Linked DNA regions of Homo sapiens: region 2 is linked to region 1. The links are chromatin loops, found by intact Hi-C in ENCODE. Cell type or tissue: K562. All regions are shown on one strand. Each heading gives the region's core, and the rest is flanking DNA. Links, peaks and the distances in the headings are about the cores only. Region 1 overlaps GALNTL6 (polypeptide N-acetylgalactosaminyltransferase like 6). Region 2 overlaps GALNTL6 (polypeptide N-acetylgalactosaminyltransferase like 6).

Region 1 (8,899 bases), core at 411-8,410:
AGCACGTATGAGATTTTTCAGAAAGCTGACTGGAGCATTCACATATTATCAGATTACTACAATAACTGTTGTATAAGATGGTGCCCTGGGTAGCATTTCTGATGTCACTGGTTTGGAAGGAGTATATTTGCTTTTTTTATAGAAAATATCAATCAGTTTTCCCTATCAGTTTTGCATGAATTTTCCTTGCTACAGGAAACAGTGATGGACTGCTGGTCAGTGTGACTTGGAACTTTAAGGCTAGACCTTTGAAATTCAACAGTTTAGGTCCCCATTAGTTTGATTTTAGAGCAGGAGTTAAGAAATAGTTTGAAGATGTATTTTTACCACACCTCAGCTGTGAGCTCCACAAAACAGAAAGGCCATTGCTTTATAATTTAAGGCTCACAGAGAAATATTTCAGGGAAGTAGTTATACCATGAAATACTTTACAAATGTTACATTACAGTTTCATATGCCAAATGAAATTTGACATTTTCACCTTTGTTCCCCTTAAAGAGCCAAGTCATCTCTTTTAATATGTTGAATGTGTTTAGCAGTGCTGACATTCGCAATAGATAACCCAGACCGTGAATTATTTTACCTGAAAATAAAGACAATTTGCAGGCCTTCCTTAGAAGACCGGCTATTACACTCAAGAATGGGCTCAAGAGAATCTACTTCTCTAGAGAACTTGAAAAGCCCCATGGGTCTCAGGGGTTTTGCTGCCATCCTGTCCAGGGCTAAAAGGTCATATCCTCAGAACCAGTCCCATGATTTTGATTGCAGGTCTTCATGGACTAATGGTCCTGAATCTTACACAGAGCTTAACAACTGTATATTAGACCATATTTTCAACCTGCTCACATTTCAACCATCTGACCTGACTTCAAAGGGAGAATTATTTTATCTAGACACCATATTGTGTGAGTAGTTTTTCAAGTACTAAAAATTTGCTTTATCTTCAAAGCCTGTGACTATGGCCCTTGGCTTTGAGGATAATATTGGAAGTGGCTTTTCATGATTGTACTAGAACCAGAGCAAATCTTAGATTTATTGGCAATTCATATATGAATCCAACCATTGGGAGAAGTGTTTATATTCATAAAATAGCACTCTAGAAAAAAAATGACAGGAATATTAAATGTGGAGACATTAGTTAAAAGATCAGCTGCTTACCCCGCACAGTGTGGTTCAGTGAAAATACAGCTGCATGCCATTTTCTGACTGATGATGCAGGAAATATGATGACCAGCCACGTCCAGCTTGCAGGCCACTTGAGGTTTCTTCCCACAATCTGGGAGTGGAAGGGGGCCACACTGTCTCCACAGCACATAAGCCAACTTCTGTGGCTTTCCTTCAAAGCAGCATTCCCTGCTTTTAAATATCTTGACGCAGGTTCAAGTGGAGCACAGGAACTGCTATTCCCGTAGATTCTTTCTCCCACAGAATACTGAAAACTCATGAACTCCTGACTTAAAGTACCTTTCAGGATTTTCAGTTATCCTTTTGATGAGTTTCTCTGCAGATATTCTTGAAGTCTCACGGTGAAGTTTTCTATCAGATCTCATTTTCTCTCCTCTTGTGCACCCTTAATTTACTTATCTGAGTTTTGTAAATTGTAGGGAGAAAAAGAAGAGCTAAAGTAAACTTGTTCATCTCCTAAGTTACTTCTTATAACTGTTTTAAATGCCTGCTTTCATGTTTCTGACATGCCATGCTCTTTTGTCTCATAACAAATATTTGAATAACTCATTTCAAAACATAACATTGTCACCTGAGTTTTCAAAAACCCTTGGTCAGCCAAGCTGGCTTTTGGTTATTTCCTCACCTGACCACGCCTCTGTTCCAACAGGGCACTCATGAGAGAATCTATAACAAAACACTTCTTTCCTTGACTTTATGAAATCACAGCACAAAAACCTAAGAAAAAAATTTAACTGTGGTAGAATGATTTATATTCCTTTGGATACATACCCAGTAATAGGACAAATGCATGATATGTTCATTGCAGCACTATTCACAATAGCAAAGACATGGAATCTATCTAAATGTCCATCAGTGACAGATTGGATAAAGAAAATGTGACACACACACACACACACACACACACCATGGAATACTATGCAACCATAAAAAAAATGAGATCATGTCCTTTGCAGGGACATGGATGAAGCTGGAGGCCGTTATCCTTAGCAAACTAACGCAGGAACAGAAAATCAAATATTACATGTTCTCACTTACAAGTGGGAGCTAAATGATGAGAACACATGGATGCATAGAGGGGAACAGCACACACCGGGGGCTATGGGAGGGTGGAGGGTGGGAGGAAGGAGAGATCAGGAAAAATAACTATTAAATACTAGGCTTGGTATCTGGGTGACAAAATAATCTGTACAACAAACCCCCATGACACAAGTTTACCTATATGACAAACCTGCACATGGACCCCTGAACCTAAAATAAAGTTAAAACTTTTTTTAACTTAAAAGAAGAATTAATAGTTTCGGAGGGCTCTCATTCTCATGTGATCAGAAAAACACAAATTGTTCCATATGCTCTGTTTACAAAGAGTAAGTCCAAGCTAGCAAAGCTTTCTAATCTTCAAAGATGATATGAGAGGGCAGGAATAAACTTGCACTCAGGCAGAACCAAGTAGAGTGATGTACCCCTGGCTGTTGATCACAAGACGAGCTACTTTCCAGTGAACTGTATGAGTCAGGATGAAGTCACCACTCTTCTGCCATTTTCTAACTTTTCCTTTCAGAAATGGATTTTTTTAAGTCCAGGTTTAAAATCTAGAGCCTCTTGCAAAGGTTAGGAGATGTTTGCTCCTATTGCTACTCCATGGTGCCTTTTCTTGTGCCACCGCAGCCTCCCCTAGAGTCAAGCCACTCATGGGTAACCAGGTCTTCTTCTTCAGTCTTGTATTTTGAAGACTTCATTGTCATGTCTCCATCCCTTGGCAGCCCCGAGTGTTAAAGTGATTTTCTTTCTAACTCCACTTCAGTGTCTCTATCTGTACCAGACTCCAATCCTATTTTTGACTAGGATCACTTCTTTTCTAAACCCAAGGACTCACAGCCTTCTTTAATTTCCATGTGTTTCCTTGAGCTCAGTAAAGCAGTTGCCACAGATTTAACGCCTAAAATGACATTTTTTCCAGTGAATTAGTTATAACCATTACCATTTGCTTGGTAAAAAGAGCCCAGGTCTAGGAATTAGACATGGGTGCGAATCCTGCCTGCTGTCTGCTGGTTGGATAGTACTGGACAAACCACCTACTTTCTCGGAGCCTCAGTTGCAAACGTGAATGAAAACACAGCATGGCGAGAGTGCAGATGAGGAAGTGAAATGATGCCCGTGAAAGCATCCAGTTCAGTAAGAACCTTAATTTATTTTCCTTCTAGCAGAAAAGAGTTGCTTATCCTAACCCCAAAAGGTAGTAGAGTAGCTTATTTATATGAATTTCTCTCTGTGTCTATTTGTGAAAATCAACTTGTTTTTGGCCAGAGATCCTTAACTTAAAACTTTCTATTTTGTGATAATAGACTGGGAAGGGTGAGTGGGGGCAGGGGGAAGGGTGAAGAGATGTGGATTAAAGAGTACAAACATGCAGTAAGATAGAGGGAGTAAATTCAATGTTTGATAACAGAGTGGCATGACTATACTTCATAAAAATGTATTGTGTTTGGGAGATGGACACCGTAAATACCCTGACTTGGTCACTATGCTTTATATGCATGTAATGGAATTTCTCATGTTCCCCATAAATTCACACAAGTAAAAAAGTTTTTGTTTTGATGCCAGACATGTTTCACAAATAATAAAATGCTTAGCTTCAAGTGGCAAGACATGGCTTTAGGAAAAGGTGATTTGAAGCAGAACACATATAAACCTAAGGGCCCTCTGATAATATTTCTGCTGTGGGCTCTTCTTTCTCTTGCATAATGTAAGCCAGCTTCTGAAATGAGTAGTCCCAACAAGTCCCAGGGCAAGAGAGAGATGCCAAAGCAATTACATTTATGGTAAATTCAGAAAAGGAAAATGTGCACAAGATAGGAAGAAAATCTCTGCAGGCATAATTTGAAGGAAAGGCACTAGGTGGTCTCTGCCAGCAGTCATTGGATGTGACTAGCATGGAGCAATTAGAGGTGGAATGGATCTGTTTAAGCAAAAATGGTGTGATGGCTATGAGGCAAAGCCTTAAATAGTGAAAAATCCTATAAGAATCACAAAAGCATTCCTAGTATGTTGCATTTATATGCTGCTTTTAATTTCTACAAGCACTTCACAATTTTTTTATCAGAGTCTCAAATGAATTATGTTAGGGCTTATATGTAATTCTATTCTCAAATATCCCTATCCCCAAAATGTTTATTTTAATTCTGCTTTTCTCCTGTATATATCATTCCCATCACTATCAAGCTTCTTGAAAGAGAAACTTCCATTTGTTGACTCTGTTCACCTTCCATTTTTTTCTCAGTCCTCTTGGCAATCTGTCTTCTACCTTCATTCATGAAACCACAGAAACTGTCCTTTGAAAGGTCTCTGGTGACTTCCTTATTGCCAAATCCAACAGCCTCTCCCTAGGCCTCCCCTACTGGATCCCTCTATGAAATTTGACACTGCAGCTCACCCCTCCCACCTTGAAACTCTTCTCCCAGGCTTCTTTATGATTTCTTCTTATTTTCTCCTTCTTATTTCTAGCTACACTTTCTTTGCTCACTTTCAAAAAAAGTCATTCCCTGGAGTTCCCCCCTCAATCTTCTCAAATTCATTTCTATTCTTTGCTTGAGTGAGATCATGTACTTCTATTATTTCAATTCTTACTCATACGTGGTTGCATCAGTCCAAGTCCAGCCAGAAGACAGAAATCACACCAGTAATTTGAATAGGGACATTTTAATATTAAAAAAAAAAAAAAAACGTTGGCTGGTAAAAGGGGTAAAAGAGGGCTCTAGGGAGTACTGAAGCAGCAACTCCAAAAAACAATAACTATCATTAGGGCTGAGGAATGTGAGCAAGGCAGGAACTTGGAAACTTAGAAGAACTCTCCAACTTTTCCCACGCCAAGGTTGAGATTCAGGCCTCATTTGATGTGGTGTGGCTGTCATATACATGCAGCTTGGTAGTGATAAAGAAACTTGCAGGACATAGCAGCTGCTGCTTATCTCTGAGGGCCACTCCTGCGAGGGCTGCTCTCTTCCACCCCACCCCACATGCCCATTTACTGGCTATCACATGGAAAAACTGTGCATGCGTGCGCACTCACACACACACACGAAAAACCTTCCTCCTGCTCAGCCCTTCCAGTGTCCTTCCAGCACCCTCTATTAGCAAAATTGTATCCACTGACAAAATTGTATCCACTGACAAAGGAGAAATATCTACAGGGTCCATCTTGAGAATCACAAACTAAGGCAAAAAAGGATTTGAAGTTGAAAGGCAAAATATTAGTAGAATATTAGCAAAATATTAGTAGAACAGTAGATAAGAGCATATACCCAAATAGGCATTTCTTACCCTGACCCATCTTCCAAATTTCAGACTTCTAGGTGTCTATATATAGATGTCCCAGAGACACCTCAAACTCAGCATGCCTTCTTTATTATACTCATGGAAACAGTTGTCAAGAGCTGTAATTTTTATTTAAAATGTCTAAACACATATCTTCTTTTGAATACATATTATATATATATATATATAATTTGGATATATTATTTGGATACATTCTATCATTAGTTCAGATTCTCATTGCCAATTAGAACTAGTACCCATTATGACAATTACATAACTCTCCACCTGTCTTTCTCATAATCACCAGAATTTACTGTCTAAAACAAGTTTTTGTTCTCAAAAACATTTAATGATCTTTTTGCCAACAGAACAAGGTCTAAATCCCTTATCTTGATATTTAAGACTCTTCACAAAATGGCACCAATACACTGCCCCAGTCTCATTTCTTACTACATCTTGATACTACTGCTACTACTACTATGAAACATTAACATCTATTGAGCACATAATATGGTCCATACACTAAAACAAATATATGTATAATCTCATTTAATACTCACATCACATTTATGAAGCATTATCCTTAATTTTAAGGAAAAAAACTGAGGCAAAAATAAGTTAAGTTAACTTGCTTAATGCCATGCAGCCCTACTAAATGGTGAAATCAAACTCTGGGCAGTCTAACTTCAGAATATGTGCATTTAACCACTACATTATATGTCTCCCGAAAAATAAATGAGAGTAGAAACACATTTAACAAATGGGTCTAAAGACTCATAAAAAACCACAAAATGTTACTGAAAGAAATTGCATATCTAAATAAATGGAAAAACATCCCATGTTCATGGATTTAAAAACGTGTTATTGTTAAATGGTGATACTACGCAAAGTGATCTACAGATTAGATGCAATCTATCAAAATCTAAATGGAATATTTTGTGAAAATAGAAAAACCCATCCTAAAATTTATATGGAATCTCAAAGGAACCTGAATAATGAAAACAATCTTGAACAAGAAAAACAAAGTTGGAGAACCCACATTTCCTAATTTCAAAACTTAATACAAAGCTACAGTAATCCAAAAAATGTGTGGTACAGGCATAAAGATAGACATATAGACCAAGGGAATCCAATAGATTGCCAAGAAATAAGCCCTCACATGCAAAGTTAATTGATTTTTGACAAGGGTGCCAATATCACTCAATAAGGAATGGACAGTCTGTTCAACAAATGGTGCTGGGAAAACTGGATATCCACTACTAATGGATTGAATTATGTCTCCCCAAAATTTATATGTTGAAATCCTAATCCTTGGTACCTCAGAATGTAACCTTATTTGGAAATCAGGTTATTGCAGATGTAATTAATTAAGATGAGATTATTCTGAGTATGGTGGGCCCCAATCCAATATGATTGGTGTCTTCATAAAAAGGGGAAATTTGGACACCAGCACACACACAAACAGAACATCAAGTGAACATAAAAGCAGAAACCAGCATGATATGTTAACAAGCCAAGGAACATCAAAGATTGCCACAAACCACCAGAAACTAGGAGAGAAGCATATTATGTACTCTCTTTCACAGCCCTCAGGAGGAACCAACCTGCAAACACCTTGATCTTGGTCTTTTAGCCTCCAAAACTGTCAGGCAATAAATTGCTGTAGTTTAATCCACTTGGTTTGTGGTGCTTTCCTTCGGAAGCCATTTCAAACTAATATATCTACGTGCAAAAAAATGAGGTTGTAAAATTTACTTTACACTATACACAAAATTTAATTCTAAATGGACCTAAACATAAGAGCTAAAACTATAAAACTCAGAATAAAACATAGGGGAAAATCTCCATGGCATTGGAATGTCAATGATCTCTTAAATATGACACTAAAGCACAGGCAACAAAAGAAAACAAATAGATAAATTGGACTTCATGAAAGTTAAAACTTTTGTGCATCAAAGGCACAATTGACAGAATGAAAAGGTAACCCACTGAATAGGATAAAATATTTACAAGTCATATATCTGATAAGGGATTAAGATCTAGAATATATATTTTCAAAACTCCTTAAACAAAAATAAAACCACAAATGACTCAATTCAGAAATAGGCAAAGAACCTGAATAGGCATTTCTCCAAACTATACAAATGCTCAATAAACAAATGAAAAGGTTTTCAACATCATTAGTCATTAGGGAAAAGCAAATCAAAACCACAATGAAATACCAGTTTACATCCACTAGGATGGCTATTACATAAACCAAAAAAACTACAAGTGTTGGCAAAAATATGAAGAAATTGGAACCATTGTACATTGCTTGTGGGAATGTAAAATGGTTCAGCTACTGTGGAAAACACTTTCATGGTTCCTCAAAAAGTTAAACATAGAATTACCTTAGGACCCAGCAATTTCATTCCTAGGTGTATGGGCAAAATAATTGAAAACAAGGATGGGAAAGATATTTACATGCCAGTGTTCACAGAAGCATTATTCACAGTAGCCAAAAAGTAGAAACAGGCCAGGAGCAGTGGCTCACGCCTGTAATCCCAGCACTTTGGGAGGCAGAGGTGGGCAGATCAAGAGGTCAGGAGATCGAGACCATCCTGGCCAACATGGTGAAACGCTGTCTCTACTAAATTACCAAAAGTTAGCCAGGTGTGGTGGTGCACACCTGTAGTCCCAGCTACTCAGGAGGCTGAGGCAGCGGAATCACTTGAACCCAGGAGGTGGAGAGTACAGTGAGCCAAGATTGTGCCACTGCACTCCAGCCTGGTGACAGAGTGAGACTCCATCTCAAGAAAAAGTAAATAAAAAAGTAGAAACAGTGCAAGTATCCATCAATAGATGAATGGATACAAATTTGGCATATTTATATATGTATATATTTATATATGTGTTTATTCATATAAATATATATGAGGTCGGGCATGGTGGCTCACACCTGTAATCCCAGCACTTTGGGAGGCCAAGGTGGGTGGATCATGAGGTCAGGAGATCGAGACCATCCTGGCTAATAAGGTGAAACCCTGTCTCTACTAAAAATACAAAAAAATTAGCCAGGCGTGGTGGTGCACACCTGTGGTCCCAGCTACTTGGGAGGCTGAGGCAGGAGAATCACTTGAACCCAGGAGGCGGAGGTTGCAGTGAGCCGAGATCGGGCCACTGCACTCCAGCCTGGGGGACAGAGTGAGACTCCGTCTCAAAAAAAAAAAAAAAAAAAGAATATTGGCCTTAAAAGGAAATGAAGTTCCGATACATGCTACAATGTTAAGTTAAATAAGCCAGACACAAAATGGCAAACACGGTATGGTTCCATTTATATGAGGTTTACAAAATATTATTTATAGTCAGTAGAATAGACAGTACCAGGGGTTGGGGGAGAAGGGGAAGTAGGGAGTTATTG
Region 2 (8,899 bases), core at 625-8,624, 110 kb before region 1:
TTTAGGTTCCTTATGGATTCGAGATATTAGACCTTTGTCACATACATAGTTTGCAAATATTTTCTCCCATTCTGTGGGTTGTTTGTGTACTCTGTTGATAGTTTCTTTTGCTGTGAAGAAGCTCTTAAGTTTAATAGGCCCCACTTGTCAATGTTTGGTTTTGTTGCAATTGCTTTTGAGATCTTAGTCATAAATTCTTTGCCAAGGCCAATGTCCAGAAAAGCATTTCCTAGATTTTCTTCCATAATTTTTATAGCTTAAGGTCTTACATTTAAGTCTTTAATCTATCTCGAGTTAACTTTTGTATATGGTGAGAAGTAGGAGTCCAGTTTCATTCTTCTGCATATAGATATCCAGTTATCCCAGCACTATTTATTGAATAGGAAGTCCTTTTCCTATTGCTTATTTTTGTCAAGTGGATATCCAGTTATCCCAGTGCTATTTATTGAATATGGAGTTCTCTTCTCATTGCTTATTTTTGTCAACTTTGTAGAAGATCAGTTCATTGTAGGCGTGCTACCTTATTTCTGGGTTCTCCAGTCTGTTCCCACGCTCTATGTGTCTGTTTTCGTACCAGTACCCTCCTGTTTTGATTACTGTAGTCTTGTAGTACAGTTTGAATTTAGGTAATGTGGTACCTCCGGCTCTGTTCTTTTTGCTTAGGATTGCCTTGGCTATCTGGGCTCTTTTGTTGCTTCCATATGAATTTGAGAATAGTTTTTTTCTAATTCTGTGAAAAACGACATTGGTAATTTGACAGAAATAGCGTTGAATCTATAGATAGTTTTGGATAGTATGACTATTATAACAATATCTGTTCTTCCAATCCATGAGCATGGAAATTTTTTTTTTCATTTTTATGTCATCTATGATTTCTTTCATCAGTGTTTTGTAGTTCTTCTTGTAGAGATTTTTTACATCCTTGGTTAGTGTGGTCCTACATTTGCTTTTGTGTGTGTGGCTATCGTAAGTGAGATTGCATTATTGATTCAACTCTCAGCTTGAATGTTATCGGTGTATAAAAATACTACTAAATTTTGTACATTGATTTTGTATACTGAAACTTTACTGAAGCCATTTATCAGGTCTGTAAGCCATTTGGCAGAGTCTGCGGGGTTTTCTAAGCATAGAATCATATCATTAGTGAAGAGCGATAATTTAACTTCTTTTCCTATTTGGATGATTTATATTTCTTTCTTTTGCCCAAATGCTCTAAGTAGGACTACCAGTACTATGTCAAATAGGAGTGGTGAGGATGGGCATCCTTGTTTTGTTCCAGTTCTTAATGAAAATGCTTCCAGCTTTTGCCCATTCAGTATGATGTTGGCTATGGGTTTATCACAGATGTCTTTTATTATTTTGATATATATTTTTAATGCCTAGTTTGTTGAGGGTTTTTATCATGAAAGGATAATGGGATTTATCAAAAGCATTTTCTACATCTATTAAGATGATTATATGGGCTTTGTTTTTAATTCTGTTTATGTGGTGAATCATGTTTATTGATTTGCATATGTTGAACCAGCCTTACATCCGAGGAATGAAGACTTCTTGATCATGGTGAATTAGCGTTTTGATGTGCTGCTGAATTTGGTTTGCTTTTATTTTATTGAGGGTTTTTGTGTCTATGTTCATCAGAGTGACTAGCCTGTAGTTTTCTTTTTTCATTGTGTCTTTGTCAGATTTTGACATCAGGGTGATACTAGTTTCATGGAATGAGTTAGAGAGGAGTCCTTCCTTGTTGATTTTTTGGAATAATTTTAGTAGAATTGGTAGCAGCTCTTCGTTGTATGGTTGGTAAAATTTGGCTGTGAATCCATCTGGTCCGGCCTTTTTTTGTTTGCTGGTTTTTCATTACTGATTAAATATCAGAACTCGATATTCGTCTATTCAGTATCTCAATTTCTTCCTGACTCAATCTTGGGAGTCTGTGTACTTCCAGGAATTTATCCATGTCCTCTAGATTTTCTAGCTTGTATGCACAGAGGTGTTCATAACAGTCTCTAAGGTCTTTTTTATGTCTGTGGAATCCATTGTAATGCCTTCTTTGTCATTTCTGATTATGCTTACTTGGATCTTCTCTCTTTTTTTCTTTATTAATCTTGCTAGCGGTCTATTGATCTTGTTTATCCTTTCAAAGAAACAACTTTTTATTTTGTTGATCCTTTGTATTGATTTTTGAGTCTCAATTTCATTTAATTCTGCTCTGATTTCATTATTTATTTTTTTCTGCTAATTTTGGGGTTGGAGTGTTTTTGTTTTTCTAGTTCCTCTAAGTGTAATGTTAGATTGTTAATTTAATGTAGGTATTCAGAGCTATAAGCTTTCTTTTTAATACTGCTTGTGCTGCGTCCCAGAGATTTTGATATGTTCTGTTTCTGTTTCCATTTACTCCAAAGTCATTCAGGAGCAAGTTGTTTAGGTTCCATGTAATTGTGTGGTTTTGAGGGATACTCTTAGTGTTGATTTTTATTTTTATTCCACTGTAGTCTAAGAATATGCTTTGCATGAATTTGATTTTTTTGAATTTATTGAGACTTGCTTTATGGCTAGGCATGTGGTTGAGGTTAGTGTATGTTCCGTGTGCCAAGGAGAGGGATGTATATTCTGTGGCTGTTAAGTGGGGTATTCTGTAGATGTCTACTTTGTCCAGTTGGTCAAGTGTTGGATTTAAGTCCAGAATTTCTTTGTTAGTTTTCTGCCTCAATGACCTGTCTAACACTGCCCATGGGGTTTTGAATAGTCCCTATTATTGTGTGGCTGTCTGAGTCTTTTCATAAATCTAGAAGTACCTGTTTTATGATCTGGGTGCTTCAATGTTTGGTGCATATAGATTTATAATAATTGTCTTGTTGTTGAATTCAACCATTTGTCATTATGTAATGACCTTCTTTGCCTGTTTTTACTGTTTTTGGTTTAAAATCTGTTTTATCTGAAGAATAGTGACCTCTGCTCTTTTTTGTTTACCATTTGCATAATAGATCTTTCTCCATTCCTTTCCTTTGAGCCTATGGGTGTCATTACATGGGAGATTGGTCTCTTGAAGACAGCAGAAGGTTGGGCCTTTTTTTTTTTTAATCCAACTTGCCACTCTGTGCTTTTTAAGTGAGGCATTTAGACCAATATGCGAGGTTTTGATTCTGTCATGGTGTCAATGGCTGGTTGTTTCATGGTCTCAATTGTGTAGTTGTTTTATAGGGTCTATAGACTACATACTTGCATATGTTTTTGTGGTATCTGGTATCGATTTTTCATTTCCTTGTTTAGAGCTCCCTTTAACATCTTTTGTAAGGCAGGTCTAGTAGTAGCAAATTACCTCTCTGGAAAAGATTTTATTTCTCCTTCACTTTTGAAGCTTAGCTTGAGGGGATATAAAATTCTTGGTTGGAATTTTTTTATTTAAGAATGCTAAAAATATGCCTCCAATCTCTGACTTATAATGTTTCTGCTGTTAGCCTGATGGGGTTCCCCTCATAAGTGACATAACCCTTTACTCTAGCTGCCTTTAAGATTTATTTATTTGCATTGACCTTGTAAAGTCTGATGACTATATGTCCTGGGGATGGTCATCTTGTATAGTATCTTGCAGGAGTTCTCTGAGTTTCTCAAATTTACATTTCAACCTCTCTAGCAAGACTGGAAATTTTTTATAGATTATATTCTCAAATATGTCTTCCAAATTGCCTATTCTTTCTTCTTCTCTCTCGGGAATACCAAGGAGTCATAGGCTTTGTCTCTTTATGTAATCCCATATTTATTGCTGGTTTTGTTCATATTTTTGATTCTTTTTTATTTTTGTCTGACTGGGTCTTTGAGCCTTTACATTCTTTCCTCAGCTTACTCTAGTCTTTTGTTAAGACTTCCAACAGTATTTGAAATTTTCATAGTGAATTTTTCAATTCCGGAAGTTCAGTTTGGTTTTCTTAATATGGCCATGTCATTGTTCAAGTCTTAAATTGTTTTTCTGGCTTCCGTGCATTGGCTTTCAATTTTCTCTTGAATTTCATTGAGCTTGCTTGCCATCCAAATTCTGGATTTTATTGTTGAGCTTCCTTGCCATCCAGACCCTGAATTCTATGTCTGTTATTTCAGACATTTCAATGTGGTTAGGATCCATTGCTGGGGAGCTAGTGCAATCCTTTGGATGTAAAGAAATGCTCTGACTTTTTGAATTGCCTGAGCCCTTCTCATATGAGGAGGCTGGCAATTCTTTTTCCTTTTTAAATTGCTCTACTATGGATGAGGCCTTTTGTTTTTATATATTCCTTTTCCCTTGAGGGTTTGACTGTGGTGTATGTTGTGTATAGTTGATTGTCTTCATTTCTGAGTGCTTTCAAAGGGCCAGGGCTCTGTATGGGCTACTTACTTGTGGATAGTTTCCTGCTTTGGGTTTCACAGGTGTTGGGTGTTGAAGAAATTTTTTCTTTAGTGGTGTAATTCAGGATGCGAACCAGTAGACGGCGCTTAAGAGTAAGGGCCAGCAGATAGGCTCTTAGCCAAGCTCCTCTTGGAGCTTACTGTTGTCGGCTTTGTTCATATTTTTAATTCTTTTTTTTTTTTTTTTTAACTGCTGCATATGCCCTTACACCTTTTTTTGTTGTTGTTACTGACTGCTGCATATGCCATATGCCCTTACTCTTAAGTGGTCTGGAGATGGGAGATGGGGGGCAAGAGATGACTCCCTCACCAACTCCATTCCTAGGTCTTGGTAGAGCCCTTTTCAATTATTGGTGTTGCCTCCATGATTTCTTAGTCTCAAGCGAAACGCTGGCAAACTGCTTTCCCTCCTCCCTCAGGGGCAGCCCAAGGCAAGGTTTACATCACCAGGAAATCCACAATTATTTGGGGACCTACTGGTCCTCTGAGCTTGGCAGAGTCAGAACAGGTTGTGGTGTGTGTCTGCAGGTGGTCTGGTGATGCAGTGGGTCAAGGGCAGAGGATGCCCAGGCAGGACAGTAATACCATACATGTGGCACCCACGGCCTGCTGTTCTTATCCCAGCAGATGGCTGTGGGGCCAAGCCAGCTCACACTTACCCAACCCAGTAAGTCTTTCTGCAGCGTCTGCCCCAGGAGTGGGCCTGACCAGCTAGGCTTGTCCCAAACCTTCTGTGCCAAGATTGCTGGGCAGTTCCAGGTGTTCCACGCTGTAGGGATCCCTGAGGAAGAAGGTGCTACTGGCTAATAGGCCACACCCTTCCCAAAACAGTGTTGTTGAGAGAGGGGCACCCAGCTCCCACGCCAGCACACAAACCTGTGTATCACTCTTCTAAGTGTTCTGAGAGTGGCGGGGGGGGGGTCTTCCCCTTCTCAAACTCAAGCCAAAGATCTCAGCTCCAAACCCCTGGACAGTGTGCTCGAATCCTGGGAGTTTTGGGACCACACCTACAGTTTTGTCTGCTGACCCCTCAGGGTCCAGTGCTGGCTGTGCAGAAGGAGCCAAACTACTCCCAGGCAACCAGCAAAACACTCAGGCAGGACAATGAAAGCTGTGCTGTAGGTACCTTCCTGAGGGAGTGACCAGGCAGGCAGTCTTGGGAAGATCTGGTGGACAAGGGGGCACAAAGATCAGATGCACCCCCGTCCCACGGAAGAAATAGCCAAGCCCTGCTCTCTCCCAGCCTGGCAGAAAGCAGGAGCTGTTGTCACTCAGAACAAGATGGAGAGCCTGGGGGGAAGGGTACCTATGGTCACATTTTGTTGCAGCTGCAGTGTGCACGGCAAAACCTTCTGGGATCCATGCAGGTTTGAGCTCTTCCTCTGCCTTATCTCCAGGCAGTTCCCTCTGCCAATTCAAATGTCTCTGAAGGTCATAGGATCTCATGTATCTAGGATCCCAGATGTCCACAGTGGGAGTGTGGAGTCCCGGAGCTCCTTCACTCGCCCCTTCCTTAGGACCTAGTCAGGTTTGGGAGCTGGTCCTCAGCATTCACCAACTCCAGGCAAGCTTCCCAGCTTCTTCCCTCTTCAAATATGGTGTATATGTCACCTATCAACTTTCAGTATTTTCTTTCAGAAGATCTGTTCAAAGTGTGATGGTTTACTCAATATTTTGTTTCCTCTCAGTGGGAGAGGTGTCTCAGCTATGTCTAATTAACTATCTTAGTTCAGTCACTGTTTTATTGTCTCAGTTTCATATATTTATGTTCTGATCTTTATTATTTCTTTTATTTTGCTAATTTTGGGGATTGGTTTGTTCTTGCTTTTCTTGAGGTGTATCACTAGGTTCTTTATTTGAAGTATTTGAAGTTTGTCTATTTTTTATGTAGGCATTTATTGCTATATAAACTTCCCTCTTAGTACTGCTTTTGCTGTATCCCATATATTCTGGTGTGTTGTGTTTCCAATTTTGTTTCAAGAAATACTTCAATTTCCTTCTTAACTTCTTCATTGACCCATTCGTCATTCAGGGCATATTGTTTCCATGTACTGGTACAGTTTACAAAGTTTTGCTTTTTATTGATTCTGGCTTTATTCTATTTTGGTCAGACATGATTTCAACATTTTTTAATTTGTTGAGACTTGTTTTGCGGCCTAACATATAGTTTATTCTGGAGAATATTACATGTGCTGATGAAAATAATCTGTATTGCATATTAATTGGATGAAATGTTCTGTAAATGTCTGTTAGGTCCATTTGTTCTAGTGTATAGTTCAATTATGATGTCTCTTTGATAATTTTCTGCCTAAATGATCTGCCCATTGCTGACAATGGGGTGTTGAAGTATTCTACTATTATTGTATTGCATTCTATCTGTCCCTTTAGATCTGTTAATACTTGCTTTATATGTCTGGGTGTTTTGGTATTGGTATTGGGTGCACATGTATTTATAATTGTTATATCCTCTTGCTGAATTGATCTCTTTATCATTATATAATGATCTTGTTTTTTTTACAGTTTTTTTTTTTTTACTTAAAGTCTCTTTTGTGTGACATCAGTATAGCTACTCTAGCTCTCTTTTTATTTCTATTTGCGTGAGTGGAATAAATTTTTTTCATCCCATCACCTTCAGTATATGGGTATCTTTATAGATAAAGTGAGTTTCTTATAGGCAGCATATAGTTAGGTCTTGTTTGTTTAATTCATTCAGTCACTGTGTCTTTTAATTGGAGAATTTAATAAATTTACATTCAATGCTATTATGGATAAGTAAGAATTTACTAGTATCATTTTGTTACTTGTTTTCTAGTTGCTTTGTAGCTCTTCTTTTCCCTTCTTCCATTTTTCCTGTCTTTGTGGTTAAGTGATTTGCTCTGATAGTATTTTTCATTTGTTGCTTTTTACTTTAGTGTATATATTATACACTTTTCATTTTTAGTGTTTTTGTTATATATATATATATATATTTTTTTTTTGCTTTCAGCACTCTGAATCTATGGTTCCACTCCCTGCAGGCCTGTAAGGTTTCTGCTAAGAAGCCTGCTGTCAGGCATATTAGAACTCCCTTAAATGTTATTTGCTTATTTTCTCTCATTGCTTTCAGAAATTTTCTTTGCCTTTTACCTTTGTGAGTTTGATTATAATATGTTTTAGGGTATTCTTGTTTGGGTTGAATAAAATTGGAGACTTTTCACTTTCTTCTGTGTGGGTATTTATATCTTTCTCAAGGTTTGGAAAGCTCTTTGTTATTAGTTCTTTAAACAAACTTTATGTTCATTTGTCCATGTCAGTTCCCTCTTTAACTCCAATAAACTGAATATTTGCCCTTTTGATGTTGTCCCATAGATCCCATAAGCTTTCTTCATTTCTTTGTATTCTTTTTCTTTTTTCTCTTCTGTCCGTATATTTTCAAATAGTCTATCTTCAAGCTCACTGATTCTTTTGTTTGATCAGTTCTGCTATTGATGCTTTCTCTTGCATTTTTCATTTCATGCATTGTATTTGTCAGCCCCAGGATTTCTCTGTGATTTTTATTATTATTTCAATCTCTCCGTTAAATTTCTCTGATAAATTTTTGGATTAACTATCTGTATTTCCTTTAGGTTCGTTGACTTCCTCAAGACAGCTATTTTGAATTCTTTGTCTGAGAGGTCACACATCTCCCTCATTTTAGGGTTGACCTCTGGTACCTTACTTTGTTTGTTTGGTCATGTCATATATCCCTTCATCTTCTTGATGCTTGTGGATATGGAACAATGTCTACACATTGAGGGATTAGGTATTTATTTTAGTCTTCTTTGCCCAGTTTTGTTTGTGCCTGTTCATTTTCCAAGGGCTTTTCAGAGATTCTAAGCAAACTGACTATTATGTTTCCTGAGTCCAGCTATAATCACTGCAGCCATTTCAGCAGTAAATAACCCCCTAAGCCCAGGCATTCTACAAGTCTTTAAAGGACTCTCAGGTTGATGTGGTTTCTCAGTCCAGACAGACCTGGGGAATGCCCAAAGAAGATACTTGTGTGGAAACTCCGTACAGGGCTGTGTGGAAACTCTGGACAGGGGTTCAAGCCTAGAAGACTGTCCCAGTGGCCCAGACAAGCATGTCTCCCAGCAGATCCCTGCACAGGCAGGATGGATCCTCAATTGCAACAAGGAGAACTTGGATTGAGACTGGGATCCCTCAGGATCTGCTATGGGCAGGAAAATTGAGTCACATTGGCTCAAACTGTACATGTTTCCTAGCAGGTCCCTCCACAGATAGGATAGTTCCCTGACTGTAGCAGGAGGGGTCAAAGCTGATACTAGGCCCTCTTGCAATTTGGCATCAGAGACTGGAAACCCCAGTCTCAGCTCAGAGGGTGCAGGTAACACAGCAAGTTCCTGCACAGATAGGACAGTTTCCTGATTGCCGCAGGAGAGCTGGGAGCTGATACTGGGCCTCCTAGAGATCTGCTGTGGGACAGTGGCTAGCATGCCTGTCAAAATGGCTCAGATGGGCCCACCTCTCCCAGCAGGTCCCT

What was found. Peaks named below come from ENCODE experiments on the same cell type or tissue, not always from the same donor. Only the 100,000 strongest peaks of a DNase experiment are listed, where the experiment ranks them.
Region 2: it touches region 1 in a loop (3-fold over the local background); 3 of 110 quality-filtered maps call a loop at or near these places.

Annotation. Positions count from the first base shown.
Region 1 is chr4:172,994,098-173,002,996 of GRCh38, forward strand. The region is part of intron 10 of GALNTL6 (polypeptide N-acetylgalactosaminyltransferase like 6); the gene reads left to right. Among named protein-coding and RNA genes, the nearest start is that of GALNT7, 170 kb to the right of the region's middle. In K562, for the core only: no CTCF peak of the experiment used is centred there; DNase peaks (open chromatin) are centred at 2,664, 4,584 and 5,174.
Region 2 is chr4:172,888,058-172,896,956 of GRCh38, forward strand. The region is part of intron 8 of GALNTL6 (polypeptide N-acetylgalactosaminyltransferase like 6); the gene reads left to right. Among named protein-coding and RNA genes, the nearest start is that of GALNTL6-AS1, 170 kb to the left of the region's middle. In K562, for the core only: a CTCF peak has its summit at 4,463 (motif pointing right); no DNase peak of the experiment used is centred there.